Linked DNA regions of Homo sapiens: region 2 is linked to region 1. The links are chromatin loops, found by intact Hi-C in ENCODE. Cell type or tissue: heart left ventricle. All regions are shown on one strand. Links, peaks and the distances in the headings refer to the core of each region. The heading gives the core; the rest is flanking DNA.

Evidence for each region. A loop is a pair of places that touch in the nucleus more often than their neighbours do. Peaks named below come from ENCODE experiments on the same cell type or tissue, not always from the same donor. Only the 100,000 strongest peaks of a DNase experiment are listed, where the experiment ranks them.
Region 2: it touches region 1 in a loop (2.2-fold over the local background); 3 of 110 quality-filtered maps call a loop at or near these places.

The regions. Positions count from the first base shown.
Region 1 is chr11:78,290,276-78,298,617 of GRCh38, reverse strand. All of the region lies in intron 1 of GAB2 (GRB2 associated binding protein 2), which reads left to right. It overlaps LOC105369402 (a long non-coding RNA gene), which reads right to left and starts at 1,854. Exons shown (of 3, transcript XR_950343.4): 1 at 1,533-1,854. RefSeq lists an enhancer at 8,061-8,342. In heart left ventricle, for the core only: no CTCF peak of the experiment used is centred there; no DNase peak of the experiment used is centred there; H3K27ac peaks cover 1,106 bases.
Region 2 is chr11:78,231,185-78,239,526 of GRCh38, reverse strand. All of the region lies in intron 3 of GAB2 (GRB2 associated binding protein 2), which reads left to right. It also overlaps a transcript of USP35 not described here. Among named protein-coding and RNA genes, the nearest start is that of USP35, 46 kb to the right of the region's middle. In heart left ventricle, for the core only: no CTCF peak of the experiment used is centred there; no DNase peak of the experiment used is centred there; H3K27ac peaks cover 225 bases.

The DNA.
Region 1 (8,342 bases), core at 222-8,221:
TCAATGGGAGAGGTAATTCCCCTAATGGATTTCGAGTCCTCTGTAGAAAGGTTGACCTGGTCTTTGGGGAATGAACCTCACAGAATTCAATCAGTGTAATTACTGATACAGGGCTTTTTGGTTTCCCAGATGTGACCCTGTCTCTCTCATACACATCAAATTCATCTTGTCCCTTTGTCTTTCATGTGGTAGAGGCAGAGAATGGATAGAATGCACCATAATAGACTTGTCAGAGAGATGTGACTGTGATTCTCTTCTCCATCATAATGAGTCATAATACAGCCCACCCACTTGCTCAAGCTGGAAATCTTGAAGTCTTTATTCTTCCTTCTCCGGTATCTCCCATATTCTGTCCATTATCAAGGTTAGTCATTTCAGCCTCTGAAATATATCTTGGTTGCATATGCCCTCTTCAATGTATATACCTTTTGCCACTGCCCTGGTCCATATCACCATTATTTCTTGAGCAGTAGTCTATCTGGGCTTCCTACTCATGCTCTTGCCCTACTTCAATGCAATTATTATAGGCCAGAATGATCTTTTAGAATTTTAAATATGGAAAAATTTAAAACCATTCACAGCTCTCATGTTCTGTTTACTTAAAAATATAGAATTATGTGGATTAAAATGTGAAAGTTCCCTGTATCTTTTCTCTTATATGCCCATTCCCCTCAACAAGGAGCCATTGGTAGCAATTTGAAATGCTTTTCTAAGCATTTGTAAAATGTGTGTATGTGTGTATGCTATATATACACTTTATGTGGTTGTATGTATGTTTGTGTACATAAACATGGTATATTTAATATAAATAATATGTGAATAATATAAATAGTATAATACATGGTTCTCAAGCTCATTTGCCAATATATTGATTTATTAATCATGCCCCTATTGAGGGATTTTATTTAAGATAAAATCTAAACTTCAATCTACCCCTGCCTTTTGCTTGTTCTACTTTCCCCTTTGTTTACTGTGTTCCAGCCATGACCTCCTGTCAGGTTCTCCCATAACCCAAGCTCGCTTCCTCTTCAGGGCCTTTACCTATGCTGTTCTCCCTGCCTGAGCTACTCCCCTGGGTGCACGACAGTAGTTCCCATATGATGGACTGCTGTGTCCTGGGTCCTTCAAAACACACACACTCCCTCACACCCAGTATTGCTTATGAACTGAATAAGTGTTTTCCATGAATTTGTACTTTTTTCCCCAAAAAATATGGATATTCTGATTAAAGGAATCATGAATTCATTGTAGTTTTTTCTTCATTAACAAATACTTAAAAATATGTTATTTTCTGGAGGAATTCTCAGATTTTTTAATTTTATAATATTTTAAAATATATTATTATAATATTTGACTTACCTTCAATAATTTTCTCTCCACAGTTTTCTCATCCTCCCGACATAAACGTCACCAAACTTACCTTTATCATTTGAGTACACCAAACTTTTTCATATACAGTGAATCCTCATATTCACACATTCTAGATTCTGTACTCACTGAAATTTACTTGTAACCCCAAAATCAATACTCACCATGTATGGACTGAATGTTTGTGTCCCTCCAAAACGTGTATGTTGAAATCTTATCCCTGATGTGTTGGTATTAGGAGGTGGGGCCTTTGGGAGGTGATTAGGTGGGCTGTGAGGGCAGAGCCCTCGTGAAGGGGATTTTTGCCCTTACAAAAGCAGCTTGAGGGCTTCCGTTGTCCCCTCCACCATCTGTTAGAAACAGGGCCCTCACCAGGCACCAAATCTGCTGGTGCCTTGATCCTGGACTTTCCAGCCTCCAGCACTGTGGACTGTAAATTTCATGTTTATAAATAACAGTCTGAGGTATTTTGTTTTACCAGCCTGAACAGACCAAACAGCATGCTTTGGCTGTTAATCTCAGACATTCACATGGACAGGGCAGTGAAAACATCTGAGTCTCCTGACGTGCACATTCCCAGCTGAGGTGGCACAAGGCAGTGTTTTGTGTACTTATTTCACCTCTCATCCTGTAAACAAGTGTCTTCTTTGTCATATATCGGGTACCATGTTTTTTGCATTTTTGTGCTTTTTGTTGGTGATTTCACTGTTTAAAAAGATCCCCAAGCATAGTGCTGAAGTTCTGTCTAGTGTTTCTAAACACAAGAAGGCTGTAATGTGCCTTACTGAGAAAATACATGTATTAGATAAGCTTTGTTCAGGCAGAGTTGAAGTGCTGTTAGCCATGAGTTCAGTCTTACTGAATCAACAAATATTAAATAAGGTGTCTTTAAACAGAAACACATATAAAACGAGGTTATGTATTGACCGATTGATAAAAATGTGACCAGAGGCTAAGAGGAACCTAATCTGGTATTTTTCCCCTAGAGCAGGGGTCCCCAGCCCCCTGGGCCGAGGACCCTTACCAGTCTGGCCTGTTAGGAACTGGGCCTCACAGCAGGAGGTGAGCAGCTGGTGAGTGAGCATTACTGTCTAAGCTCCACCTCCCATCAGATCAGCGGTGACATCAGATTCTCATAGAAGAGTAAACTCTATTGTGAACTGCACATGCAAGGGACCTAGGTTGCATACTCCTTATTAGAATCTAATGCCTGATGATCTGAAGTGGAACAGTTTCATCCCAAAACCGTCCCTACCCCTTTCCATGGAAAAATTATCTTCCACAAAACCAGCCGTTGGTGCCAAAAAGGTTGGGGATCGCTGCCCCAGAGGAATGATTCAATATTAACTAATACAGTGTTTGTGCTGACTTTACAGACCATAACTACCAGAAATAACAAGAGTCACCTATACTCATCTTACTCTCTTTTCCTGAAAGTTCTCCCTCCAGCAGTTTTTCTTCACCCAGCAAAACTCTTCACATCCTTCAATACCCAATCCAAGTGCCACCTGTCCTGTAAAACTTCTGTGACTCCTCGAGGCAAGCAGAGTAGTCCTCTCCGTCAAGCATCCACTGTTCATGTGGGTGCTGAGAACACCTACATGAACTGTGCTGAGAACCTCTGTTCATACCATTATAAGAGCACTGACCATGTACTGAGTTACCTATGTACTGTACTTGTCTGCCCTTTCCATAAGTCATGAGATCCTGAAGGACCTGGCATTACTGGATTTCATAAATGTTGATTGAATGATTGGAATGAGGAAGGGAGAGTTTGTGTAGGTGTGAGTAAGTGCTAATGGAAAAGACATTGAAAGTGAAGGAAAAAGAAAGTGGATTGAATAATGAATATGATCAGGGCTCTTGTAAAGGACCCCTGAGTTACTCCGGTGGTAGCAAACTGGTTCGGACATATGGTTACAGCCTGTATTGATCAGTGACCTAAGTTACCTTAAATGAGGAAAGAGTTTATTGACCCGGAAAGTCTAAGGGGAAAATCTAAATCTGGCCTCAGCCTCAGGTTAAGACTCACATTTCGCCATTCTAACTGGTGTGAGATGGTATCTCATGGTGGTTTTGATTTGCATTTCTCTGATGGCCAGTGATGATGAGCATTTTTTCATGTGTCTTTTGGCTGCATAAATGTCTTCTTTTGAGAAATGTCTGTTCATATTCTTCGTCAACTTTTTGATGGGGTTGTTTTTTTCTTGTAAATTTGTTTGAGTTCATTGTAGATTCTGGATATCAGCCCTTTGTCAGATGAGTAGATTGCAAAAATTTTCTCCCATTCTGTAGGTTGCCTGTTCACTCTGATGGTAGTCTCTTTTGCTGTACAGAAGCTCTTTAGTTTAATTAGATCCCATTTGTCAATTTTGGCTTTTGTTGCCATTGCTTTTGGTGTTTTAGACATGAAGTCCTTGCCCATGCCTATGTCCTGAATGGTATTGCCTAGGTTTTCTTCTGGGGTTTTTATGGTTTTAGGTCTAACATTTAAGTCTTTAATCCATCTTGAATTAATTTTTGTATAAGGTGTAAGGAAGGGATCCAGTTTCAGCTTTCTACATATGGCTAGCCAGTTTCCCCAGCACCATTTATTAAATAGGGAATCGTTTCCCCATTTCTTGTTTTTGTCAGGTTTGTCAAATGGCGATCATTAAAAAATCAGGAAACAACAGGTGCTGGAGAGGATGTGGAGAAATGGGAACACTTTTACACTGTTGGTGGGACTGTAAACTAGTTCAGCCATTGTAGAAGTCAGCGTGGCGATTCCTCAGGGATCTTGAACTAGAAATGCCATTTGACCCAGCAATCCCATTACTGGGTATATACCCAAAGGATTATAAATCATGCTACTATAAAGACACATGCACCTGTATGTTTATTGCAGCACTATTCACAATAGTAAAGACTTGGAACCAACCCAAATGTCCAACAACGATAGACTGGATTAAGAAAATGTGGCACATATACACCATGGAATACTATGCAGCCATAAAAAATGAGTTCATGTCCTTTGTAGGGACATGGATGAAGCTGGAAACCATCATTCTCAGCAAACTATCGCAAGGACAAAAAACCAAACACCGCATGTTCTCACTCATAGATGGGAATTGAACAATGAGAACACATGGACACAAAAAGGGGAACATCACACACCAGGGCCTGTTGTGGGGTGGAGGGAGCGGGGAGGGGATAGCATTAGGAGAGATACCTAATGCTAAATGAGGAGTTACTGGGTGCAGCACACCAACATGGCACATGTATACATATGTAACTAACCTGCACGTTGTGCACATGTACCCTAAAACTTAAAGTATAATAAAAATAAAAATAAAAAAAGACTCATATTTCATCAATATCCATCTTTTAACCTGCTTGCATGCTCTCGCTCTCCCTCACTCTCACACGTACTCTTTTTCTCTTGCTCTCTCTCGGTTGGCTGTTCTTAGGCGACAAATAGTGGTTCCTGCAACTTCAGGGAAATATTGTGACAACCCTTTGTCCAGTGACACAGCCAGTTTGAGTAACACAAAACAAAGGTCCTGGAGTTGAATCTTAATGACTCTGAGCTGGCTTGGAACATAACGCTTGTCGCTAAACTGATCACAGTGGCATGTAGGATGAAATGGTGCAAATTGGCTTAATCTAGATTACCATGATCTACTCCTTGAAGCCTATAGTTGGAGTCAGCTTTATATAAAGGATTCTAGGTGATCTTTTGTGTTTATGGTGTCTGTGTACCATCTTACCTGGAATAGAGATTGTGTTAAATTAACAGATCATCTGACTGAGAGGTTTTTTTCCCCCAAAACAGAAGCAAATAAACATTATTTTGTTCCTTTGGTATAACTTTCATTGAACAGTTATATAGTGCTTTGGAAGTATCAAGTCCTGTGCTAAATAAATGCTGGAGATACAAAAGCCCCTGACCTCAGAATGTCATAGTCTTGGGGTAAGAAAAAATTCATTCTGTGCCCGAGGAGCAAATAAGTTCCTTTAGAGTCCGAGGGAAACTGTACTTATCTGCCCTTTCTCAGATGAATGAGTCCAGAACAAATACAGTTAACTATGCTGCTCTCTTCTAGGGGATCTGCATTTGAGGAGTGGAAATAACTTTGGACTAGGAGCTGAGGCCTAGATTCTAGTTGCATTATTGCCATCTGCCATCACCAATTAACTATAAACTTGAATTCATAAACTCTGTGGCCAGTGTTTCTCAAAGTGTAGTGAGCAATTCATCTGCAGTAGCTTCACCTCAAGTTCTTTGTGGGTCTGGACCCACAGAATAAGAAGATCTTGGGCTGTGGTCTCTGTAAGTTGTTTAATCTCTATGAACTTCTTTTTCCTCACCTGTTAAGAGGATCCTATTTACCTTGCAGCATTTGTTAAAGGATTAAATGTGATAATGAGTAGAAAGCACATGGCAGGTAGCAAGAGCTCAGCAAATACACTTTTAAAAATTTCCTCAGAGAGTATAAAGTCTCTATGGTCCAGAGTAGTCGAAGGATTGCTAGAGGAAGGATAGCAAAAAGCCTTTCCTCGCTCAGGAAGTGTGCCTTCAAAAATGTGTAACTGTTACATGACTCCCACTGTACTCTTGTAATGTTTGCTGTTAACTATTATGGGACACGAGACTGGCATAGTAGCTTCGTGTTGAAATATATTAGGATAGACTTGTACATCATATGTTCAGAAGTGAGATCAGATTCCCCTGTGTCTTTGTGTTTGTTTGAGCTAGAACTCAACCACATCACCACCTGAGAGTTGACAGTTGAAAATATTTCTAAACCTCCAGAATCTTCTATCTTCTGCCCTGACTTTGGTATACCAAAGATAACAGAACTCTTCTTTGATGACTAAGGACTTCTCAAGGTCTCAAATCATCTTTTCTGATACCAAATCTCACGTGCCTTGTGGCTAAGGTTGTAGAAGGGGCAAGACATTACTTGGAAGAGGCTTTTGCGAAACTCCTGGAATAGGCGTGTCCTTTTAACTTCCCGCTTTCTGAAGAGGGTAAAACCAAAAACTGCCAGTAAACCTAGAGAATCCTATGAAGTGAGGTTTATGGTTAATCTGAATCTAACTGAGGTTACTGGGTGATACCTATAATTTAAACCTGTTAGGCGGGTATATGAAGAACATAACAGTTGTATCTTCAAAAAGCTCTTTGCCTTATTTTTTAAAAATTCACCAATAACAAAGACTGACTCTCTCTCTCTCACACACACACACACACACACACACACCCCTACACACCTCTTAGTGAAGCTCCCAGGTGGAGATGTGGTTATTCAGAAGAACACATCCCTCTGTTCTAAGAATCTGAGTAATCTGATTAAATGAGGTGTTACCATATCATGTTTTCTTAGTTAAAAAATACATAAGGGGCTGGGTACAGTGGCTCATCTGTAATTCCAGCACTTTGGGATGCTGAGGTGGGAGAATTACTTGAGCCTATGAATTTGACATTAGCCTAGCCAGCATAGTGAGACTCCATCTCTAAAAAAAAAAATTAACTGGGTATGATGGCGCATCCTGTGATCACAGCTAAATGGGAGGCTGAGGTAGGAGGATCGCTTGAGCCTAGGAGGTCGGGGCTACAGTGAGCCATGTTTGCGCCACTGCACTCCCGTCTGGGCAACAGAGGGAGACCCTGTCGCAAAAAAAAAAAAAAAAAAAAAAAAAAAAGAAAAAGAAAAAAGTAAGTCTCTCAAGATAGGGGAGAATAGACCTTAGGTAGTCTCTTGTCCATCTATTGATCTACTCTTTTTTTTTTTTGAGACAGAGACAGAGTCTTGCTCTGTTGCCCAGGCTGGAGTGCAGTGGTGCGATCTCCGCTCACCGTAAGCTCTGCCTCCCAGGTTCAAGCCATTCTTCTGCCTCAGCCTCCCGAGTAGCTGGGACTACAGGTGCTCGCCACCACGCCTGGCTAATTTTTTTTTTTTTTTTTTTTTTGTCGTTTTAGTAGAGACGGTTTCACCGTATTAGCCAGGATGGTCTCAATCTCCTGACCTCGTGATCTGCCTGCCTCGGCCTCTCAAAATGCTGGGATTACAGACGTGAGCCACCACGCCCAGCCTTGATCTACTCTTTGAGCCCTTCTTCTGTCACACTCCCCAACCTTCCCACCCTTTGTTTAGGCCAGGAGTCAACAAACAAATCCTGCCACCACTTCTTTTTCTAAGCAGTTTTATTGGAACACAGCCATGCCTGTTTGCTTATGAATTGTGTATGGTTGCTGTCATGCCACTATAGAACTGAGTAGTTATGACAGAGAAAATATGACCTGTAAAACCCAAAATATTTGCTAACATCCTTAACAAAGTTTGCTGATCCCTCACCTTGCCTCTTTCTTCAAAATCTCCAGTGTTGAGTATTCTCCAGTTTCCAAGAGACCTGCTTTGGACCACTCATTTAGAAAGTTCTTACGTTCTAAAAAAAATAAAATTTGGTTTTCCGTAGACTGCTCCTGCTGGTACTTGTTCAACTTGAGTATGTTGAGTAACTAAAAATAAATCAAATCGCTCTTCCACATATTGGCGGCCCTTTATATCTTAGAACAACACTATGATCATGACTCCAGGCAGAATCTTGCAGAATCCTGGTGTGATAAACTTTCACGGGCCTTCATTGTCACCAGAAGGGAGCATAACACTCTTGCACAGCTAAATTGTGGCCCACCTAGGTTTTCTGGGCGCCAAGAGCAATAAGAGGAAGTTATAGCCTCATTCTACATGCTTGAAGACCTTGAGATCTAACCCAAAGGATAGAGACAGGTTCATGTGACATGTACTGTCTGTTCAACAGCTAGGAGTGATGCAACTTCCAGGTCATATGTACCCACACTTTGTGGTCTTGATGGTTGTGAAATGGTTTGTTTTCTGACAGAAGGAAAACAGTCACTTCTATTTCATCAGAGATGGGAGTGGCATACCCTTGATCCTAGACACAAATTCTTTTTTCCAACTTTCTTG
Region 2 (8,342 bases), core at 242-8,241, 59 kb after region 1:
GTTCAGGAGGCCAGGTGTGGTGGCTCACGCCTGTAATCCCAGTAATTTGGGAGGCCGAGGCAGGTGGATCACGAGGTCAGGAGTTCAAGACCAGCCTGACCAACATGGTAAAACCCTGTCTCTACTAAAAATACAAAAATTAGCAGGGTGTGGTGACATGCGCCTGTAATCCCAGCTACTCGGGAGGCTGAGGCAGGAGAATCGCTTGAACCCAGGAGGTGGAGGTTGCAGTGAACTTAGATCACGCCATTGTACTCCAGCCTGGGCAACAGAGCAAGACTCTATCTCAAAAAAATACATAAAATTAAATTAAATTAAAATTTAAAATGTAGTTGTTTATTCATTGTTCTGCCTGTCTTTGTGAGGGGGACAAGCAGTAGGGGTTTCTTCTTGGCCATTTTGCTAGCATTACTTCCTTTTTTTTTTTTCTTAATAGAAATGGGTGCAATGTGGTATCTCATTGTGCTTTTGATTTGTATTTCCCTAATGATTAGTGGTGTTGAGCAACTTTTCATGCGTGCGTTGGCCATTTGTATATCTTCTTTGGAGAAATATCTATTTCAAGTCTTTTGTCCATTTTTCAGTCAGGTTGTTTGATTTTTGTTGTTGTTGTTGAGCTGTTGGAGTTTACCTATATTAAACCCTTAGCAGATACATGACTTGCAAATGTTTCTCCCATAGATTGGTTTTTTACTCTGCTGATATGTTCTTTGAAACACAGATATTTTAATTCTGATGTTCAATTTCTGCATTTTTACTTTTGTTGCCTGTGCTTTTGGTGTCATATTCAGGAAATCACTGTCAAATCCAATGTTATGAAGCTTTTCTTCTATGTTTTCTTCTAAGAGGTTTATAGTTGTAGCTCTTACATTTAGGTCTTTGATCCATTTTGAGTTAGTTTTTTTATCTGTTTTAAGGTAAAGGTCCAAGAACTTTGTTCTTGTGGGTTGACTTAGTTTTCCAGTTCTATGTGTTGCTTTTTTTTTTTTAATCTAGTTTAGCAAACTTTCTACCAATATTTCTTCGACTTTTTTTTTTTTTTAAGAGACAGGGTCTCAGTCTGGCACCTAGGCTGGAGTACATAGCTCACTGCAGCCTCAAACTCCTGGGCTCAAGATCCTCCTGCCCTCAGCCTCCCAAGTAGCTGAGACTACAGGCATATGCCACCATACTTGATTAATTTTTTGTAGAGATATGGTCTCGCTATGTTGTCTCGAGCAATCCTCCCACATTAGCTTCCCAAAGTGCTGGAATGAGCCACCACACCTGGCCTCTTCAAATCTTTTTCTGCCACATTTTCTTTTTTTTTTTTTTTTTTTTGTTTCTTCCCTCAACTTTTATTTTAAGTTGCAGGGTGCATGTGAAGGATGTGCAGGTTTGTTACATAGGTAAACATGTGCCATGGTAGTTTACTGCACAGATCAACCCATCACCTAGATATTAAGCCCAACATGCATTAGCTATTCTTCTCGATGTTCTCCCTCCCTCTGCCCACCTAACAGGTCACAATGTGTATTATACACCCACCCCCAGGTGTCCATGTGTTCTCATTGTTCAGCTCCCACTTATAAGTGAGAACATGTAGTGCTTGGTTTTCTGTTCCTGCATTAGTTTGCTGAGGATAACAGCTTCCAGCTCCATCCATGTCCCTGCAAAGGACATGATCTCTTTCCTTTTTATGGCTGCATAGTATTCCATGGTATATAGGTACCACATTTTCTTGATCCAGTCTATCACTGATGGGCATTCCTTCTGAGACTTCAGTTACTTATACACTAGACCACTTGATACTGACCCAACAATCACTTACATTATCTTTTTTTTCCAATCCTTTTCTCTCTGCTCAGTTAAGATGATTTTTTAAACTGATTTTTCATTTCTACATTTCCCCACCCTTTTTTTTCCCCACAAGTTTTTAGGAAGAAATTGAAGTACAGTCAGTGGCATTTATATAACATTTCCTCATGCCCCCTTGTAATCCATCCTTCCCTTACCTCATTCCTAGAGAACCAGTAACAGCCTTTCTGCCACTACAGATTGATTTGCATTTTCCATAAATTTACATAGATGGAATCATATTGTAAGTACTAGTTTTCCTGACTTCTTTCATTCTGCATAATGCTTTTGGGATTCATCCATGTTTTTCCATGTGTCATTAGTTTGTTCCTTTTTATTCCTCAGTAGTACAGTGTATCTTTATATCACAATTCACTTTTCCATTCACATGATGATAAGCATTTAGATTGTTTCCAGTTTTGGCTGTTACACATTAAGACCCATTTGTACTTAAACAGTAATGAGCAAATCTTTGTAGAAACATTTGTTTTTATTTCTCTTGGACAAATACCTAGAAAACTATGCCCAGATGGTTTTACTGGTAAATTCTACCAAGCATTCAAAGATAACACCAATCTTACCCACAGTCTTTCAGAAAACATAGGAGGAGGGGATTCTTTCACAGCTCATTTTATGAGACCAGCATAACCCTACTATCAAAATCTGGCAAAGATGACAGGAAATAAAATTACAGAGAATATCCCCCATGAATAATAAACAGAAATCCTCTTTAAAAACAAAGGATTAGCAGTCGAATCCAACTAAATACGTATGTGTGTATATCTATATGTGTCTGTTTGGGACAATATATATATTTTAGGGAATATGCATGTGTGTATACATTAGGGGTAAGACATCATGACAAAGTAGTGTTTATCCCAGGAGTGTAAGGTTGGTTTGACTTCAAAAAAAAAACAATCAAAGTAATTCATTACATTAAGAGAATGAAGGAGAAAAATAATATAATCATAACCTCAATAGATGCAGAGGAAGCATTTGACAACTCAGTACTTCATTGAAAAAAAAGTATTTCTTAGCAAACTATGAATTGAGGAGAACTTCTTTAAACTGATAAAGGACTTCTAAGGAACCCTATAGCTAAGATCATACCTAATGGAGAAATATTGAACATAATGCCCTAAGATTGAAAACAAGGAGAAAGTACCTGTTCTTACCACTTCTATTTAACATTGTACTGGAGATTCTCATCAGTTCCATGGAGGAAGAAAAATAAATAAGAGTCCTGGTGTGGTGGTTCATGCCTGTAATCCCAGCACTTTAGGATGCTGAGGCAGGTGGATACCTGGAGCTCAAGAGTTCGAGACCAGCCTGAGCAACATGGCGAAACCCTGTGTATTTTAACAACAAAAAAATTTTTAAGTGAGTTTAGCAAGGTCACAAGATAAAAAGGTTTTTATGCAAAAAATAAGTTTTACAGTATGCAGTGAACAATTGGAAAATGAAAAAATTTTAATTATATATCGAATGGTACCAGAAAACGTGGAATACTTGGGAATAAATTTAACAACAAACATGCAACACCTCTTCACTGAAAACTATCAAATGTTGCTGGTAGAAATTAAAGACCTAAATATGGAGAGTGATGTACAGTAGTTATGAACTAGAAGACCTATTATTATTTAGATGGCAGTTTTTCTCAAATTGTTCTGTAGATTCAACACAATCCAAATAAAAATCCCAGTCTCGGGTATGTCTTTATCAGCAGCATGAAAATGGACTAATACAGTTAATTGGTACCAGTAGAGTGGGGCGTTGCTGAAAAGATACCAAAAATGTGGAAGCGACTTTGGAACTGGGTAACAGGCAGAGGTTGGAACAGTTTGGAGGGCTCAGAAGAAGACAGGAAAATGTGGGAAAGTCTGGAACTTCCTAGAGACTTGTGGAATGGCTGTGACCAAAAGCCTGATAGCGATATGGACAATAAGGTCCAGGCTAAGGTGGTCTCAGATGGAGATGAGGAACTTGTTGGCAACTGGAGCAAAGGTGACTCTTGTTGTTTTAGCAGAGACTGGTGGCATTTTGCCCCTGCCCTAGAGATTTGTGGAACTTTGAACTTGAGAGAGATGATTTAGGGTATCTGGCGGAAGAAATTTCTAAGCAGCAAAGCATTCAAGAGGTGACTTGGGTATCGTTAAAGGCATTCAATTTTATAAGGGAAAGCAGAGCATAAATGTTCGGAAAATTTGCCACCTGACGATGTGATAGAAAAGAAACACCCAGCCGGGCGCAGTGGCTCAAGCCTGTAATCCAAGCACTTTGGGAGGCTGAGGTGGGCGGATCTCAAGGTCAGGAGATCGAGACCATCCTGGCTAACACGGTGAAACCCCATCTCTACTCAAAATACAAAAAATTAGCCCGGCATGGTGACGGGCGCCTTTAGTCCCAGCTACTCGGGAGACTGAGGCAGGAGAATGGCGTGAACCCGGGAGGCGGAGCTTGCAGTGAGCCGAGATCGTGCCACTGCACTCCAGCCTGGGCGACAGAGTGAGACTCTGTCTCAAAAAGAAAAGAAAAACCCATTTTCTGGGGAGAAAATCAAACCGGCTGTAGAAATTTGCATAAGTAGCAAGGAGCCTAATGTTAATCTCCAAGACCATGGGGAAAATGTCTCCAGGCCACATCAGAGACCTTCATGGCAGCCCCTCCCGGTGGCCCGGGAGGAGAAAGTCTGTCGCTCTGTCTCCCGGGCTGGAATGCAGTGGCATGATCTCAGCTCATTGCAACCTTCGCCTCCTGGGTTCAAGCAATTCTCCTGCCTCAGCCTCCTGAGTAGCTGGGATTACAGGCGCGTGCCACCATGCTTGGCTAATTTTTGTATTTTTAGTAGAGGTGGGGTTTCACCATGTTGGCCAAGCAACCAAAGAAATTTTTAAAAGAACAACAATAAAGTCAGGATTTATATTACTTGATTTCAAGAATTCCTGTCAAACTATGGTAATCAAGATAATGTTGTATTGGTGAAAGGACAAAAACCTGTAGATCACTAGAAGAATTAGCAAGTCCAGGAGAGAAATATATATAAATACATATATGTATATAAATATTTTAAATGCATATATAAATAAAAATAGTTTAAATATATAAATATATATAATTATTAAAAGTATATAAATATATAGATGCCAATGGAGAAAGGAAAAACCTGTTCTGCAAATGATGCTGAAACAGCTTGACATTCATATAGGAATAATAAAAAAAGAACAGCAACCCTTCATATCACACCACTCACCCAAAAATTAAAATGTATCAGAGACATAAATGTAAAATCTAATACTACGAAACTTCTAGGCTGGGCGCAGTAGTTCACGCCTGTAATCCCAGCACTTTGGAAGACTAAGAAGGGCAGATTGCTTGAGCTCAGGAGTTGAAAACCAGCCTGGATAACATGGCAAAACCCAGTCTCTACAGAAAATACAAAAAGTAGCCAGGCACGGTCACATGTGCTTGCATTCCCAGCTACTCAGCAGGCTGTGGTGGGAGGATCACTTGAGCCTGGGGGAGGTCAAGACTGCAGTGAGCCAAGATCATTCCATTGCACTCCAGCCTGGGCGACAGAATAAGACCCTGTATTTAAATAAAAAGAAAAGAAAAGAAACTTCTAGAAGAAAACATCTCCATGATCTTGAGGTAAGCAAAGATTTTTATATAGGACAGAAAAAGCAAGAATCATAAAAGAGAAAAAACTGTAGTTTTTGGTGAAGTAGTCTTTATCAAAATTAAAACTAGTTCTTCAAGAGGCCTCTTTAAGAAAAGAAAATGGGCTGGGCGTGGTGGCCCACGCCTGTAATCTCAGCACTTTGGGAGGCAGCAGGCAGATAACTTGAGGCCAGGAGTTCGAGACCAGCCTGGCCAATATGGTGAAGCCCCATGCTAAACCTCTGCTAAAAATACAAAAATTAGACAGGCGTGGATGTGCTCATCTATAGTGCCAGCTACTGGCGAGGCTGAGGCTGGAGAATCGCTTGAACCCAGGAGGTGGAGGTTGCAGTGAGCCAAGATGGCACCACTGCACTCTAGCTTGGGCGACAGAGTGAGCAAGACTCCATCTCAAAAAAAAAGACAAATCACAAAATGCGAGAAAATATTCAACGCGCATATCTAACAAAGGATTTGTTTGTGGTCCATATAAAGAACTTCTACAACTCAGTAAGAAGAGAGCAATCCAATATTTTTTTAATGGGCAAAAAATGTGAATAGATTCTTCAACAAAAAAAGATATAGGAATGTCCAGTAACCACATGAATAGATGATCAGTGATCTGGGAAATGCAAATTAAAATCTCAGTGAGATTCTGCTTTACCTCTGCTGGAAGGGCTAAAATAAAAATGGCTAACAGGCCAGACGCAGTGGCTCATGCCTATAATCCCAGCACTTTGGGAGACCAAGACAGGCGGATTGCTTCAGCTCACAAGTTTGAGACCAGCCCGGGCAACATGGCGACACCCCATCTCTACCAAAAACAATTAGCCAGGCATGGTGGCACATGCCTGTAGCCCCAGCTACTCAGAAGACTGAGGTGGGAGGATGGCTTGAGCCCAGGAGGCGGAGGTTGCAGTGAGCTGAGATCACGTCACTGCATTCCAGCCTGGGCAATAGAGCCAGACCTTGTCACCAAAAAAAAAAAAAAAACTTAACAGTGCCAGGTATTGGTAAGTATATGAATAGACTTTAATCCTGTGTTTCCTCTAACATTCACATTATATACTAGGTGCTCTGGAAGAAAGAAATGATGCTTTAAAGTTTACAAAGCACTTTTACATTAGGTACCTCATATGATCTCCAAAGTAATCCTGTAAGATTATTTTTGAGTAGGGGGTATAAAGTGAATCAGCCCATTCATCCTGCCTCGCATAGACTAGACATAACTGTGTCTGATTGGATTACTGAGGCTACTAATACCAGCCTTCTATCTATCTCTTTTTTCATTTATGTGGGAACCTGATTGTAAAGATACAGTAAATTAAGCACCTTAGAAATAAAACTGTGAATTATGTATTTATCATCACTTTTACTGCAATAATAGCCACTAGTCTTCCTTCAAGTACTAGATAATATGTATTCTTGCTAAAATAACTTCATTTCTCAAAATGCAGGTCTTCCACTGAGCTAAAATAAGTAACTATTCAGAATAATATCTATTGCCAACGGAAAGAGTTTTGAACTGGCAGAGTCAAGACAAATAGAGTTCTTTTTCTCTTTGAAGACAAGTTGGTTTCACTGGACTTATTTTTGTCCTCCAGCCTTTGGGGCCTCATTCCAGATTCTAGCCAGTGTCTGTCTTCTTATTTCAAGAAGGCTGTTAAACCTGTAACAGATGATACATTGATGTGAGTCACATGCCCTGAAAAGCCATAATTCTGGTGAGGGTTACTAGGAGTGAAATTTCATTGGTGAGATTCCAGAATCACTGACCCTGCAGCAGTAGTCTATAGAAAGATGGTGGGTAAATGGTAAAATTAGAAATGTCAGTGGAGAGCTTACCCATCATTAATCTTTTCTAAGTCTTCCCTGACTCATTCACCAGAGGCTTTGATTGACTGACCAAAGGCAAAATATACAACTTTTAGTTTCACATATACAGCTTTGCTCTGTAACCAGAGTCCTGCCAAAATTGGCTCAGAACTGCAGCCAGAAGGGTTTGAGATACAAAGATTGCCTCATCTCATAAAGATTTGTGACACAGAGTTTTCTTCTTTCACAGGAAGGATCCATTTGGAATGGGTCAAATGCAAGAGGATAGTTCAAATGACCTCTTAAACATGGCCAGTGACAGTTACAGAACTCTAAATGGTGTTTAATCTACTTACAAGCATTTTATATTAAGTCACCCTTAAATGGGAACATACTCATTGAAAATCAAAGTGAGTCCTTCATCATTAGGGTTCTTGGAGTCCAGTGGGATAGAAAAAAGCAAAATCATCATATAGTATGGTATATAAAATTATATGAAAATGTGTGGAAGAACAAGTACAAAATGAAGTGGCTAGAAAAACTAGAAAACCATTTTTAAAAGCCAAGGGAAGGCCGGGCACAGTGGCTCACGCCTGTAATCCCAGCACTTTGGGAGGCTGAGGCGGGCAGACCACGAGGTCAGGAGTTCGAGACCAGCATGGCCGATATGATGAAACCCCGTCTCTACTAAATATACAAAAATTAGCCAGGTGCAGTGGTACGCTCCTGTAATCACAGCTACTCAGGGTGCTGAGGCAGGAGAATCGCTTTGAACCCAGGAGGCGGAGGTTGCAGTGAGCCAAGATTGCATCACTGCACTCCAGCCTGGGAGACAGAATGAGACTCCGACACACACACACACACACACACACACACACACACCACACACGCGCGCGCGCGCACCAAGGGAGAGACTGTATGGTGGCAATAGCCTCTATAGCCTCTGGAAGAGCCATTGGCCAGGAATGGAAAGGGAAGGCACTTGGCACTGCTGGCTTGAGGGAATATCTTCTCTCAAACTTCTTTTTGATTCT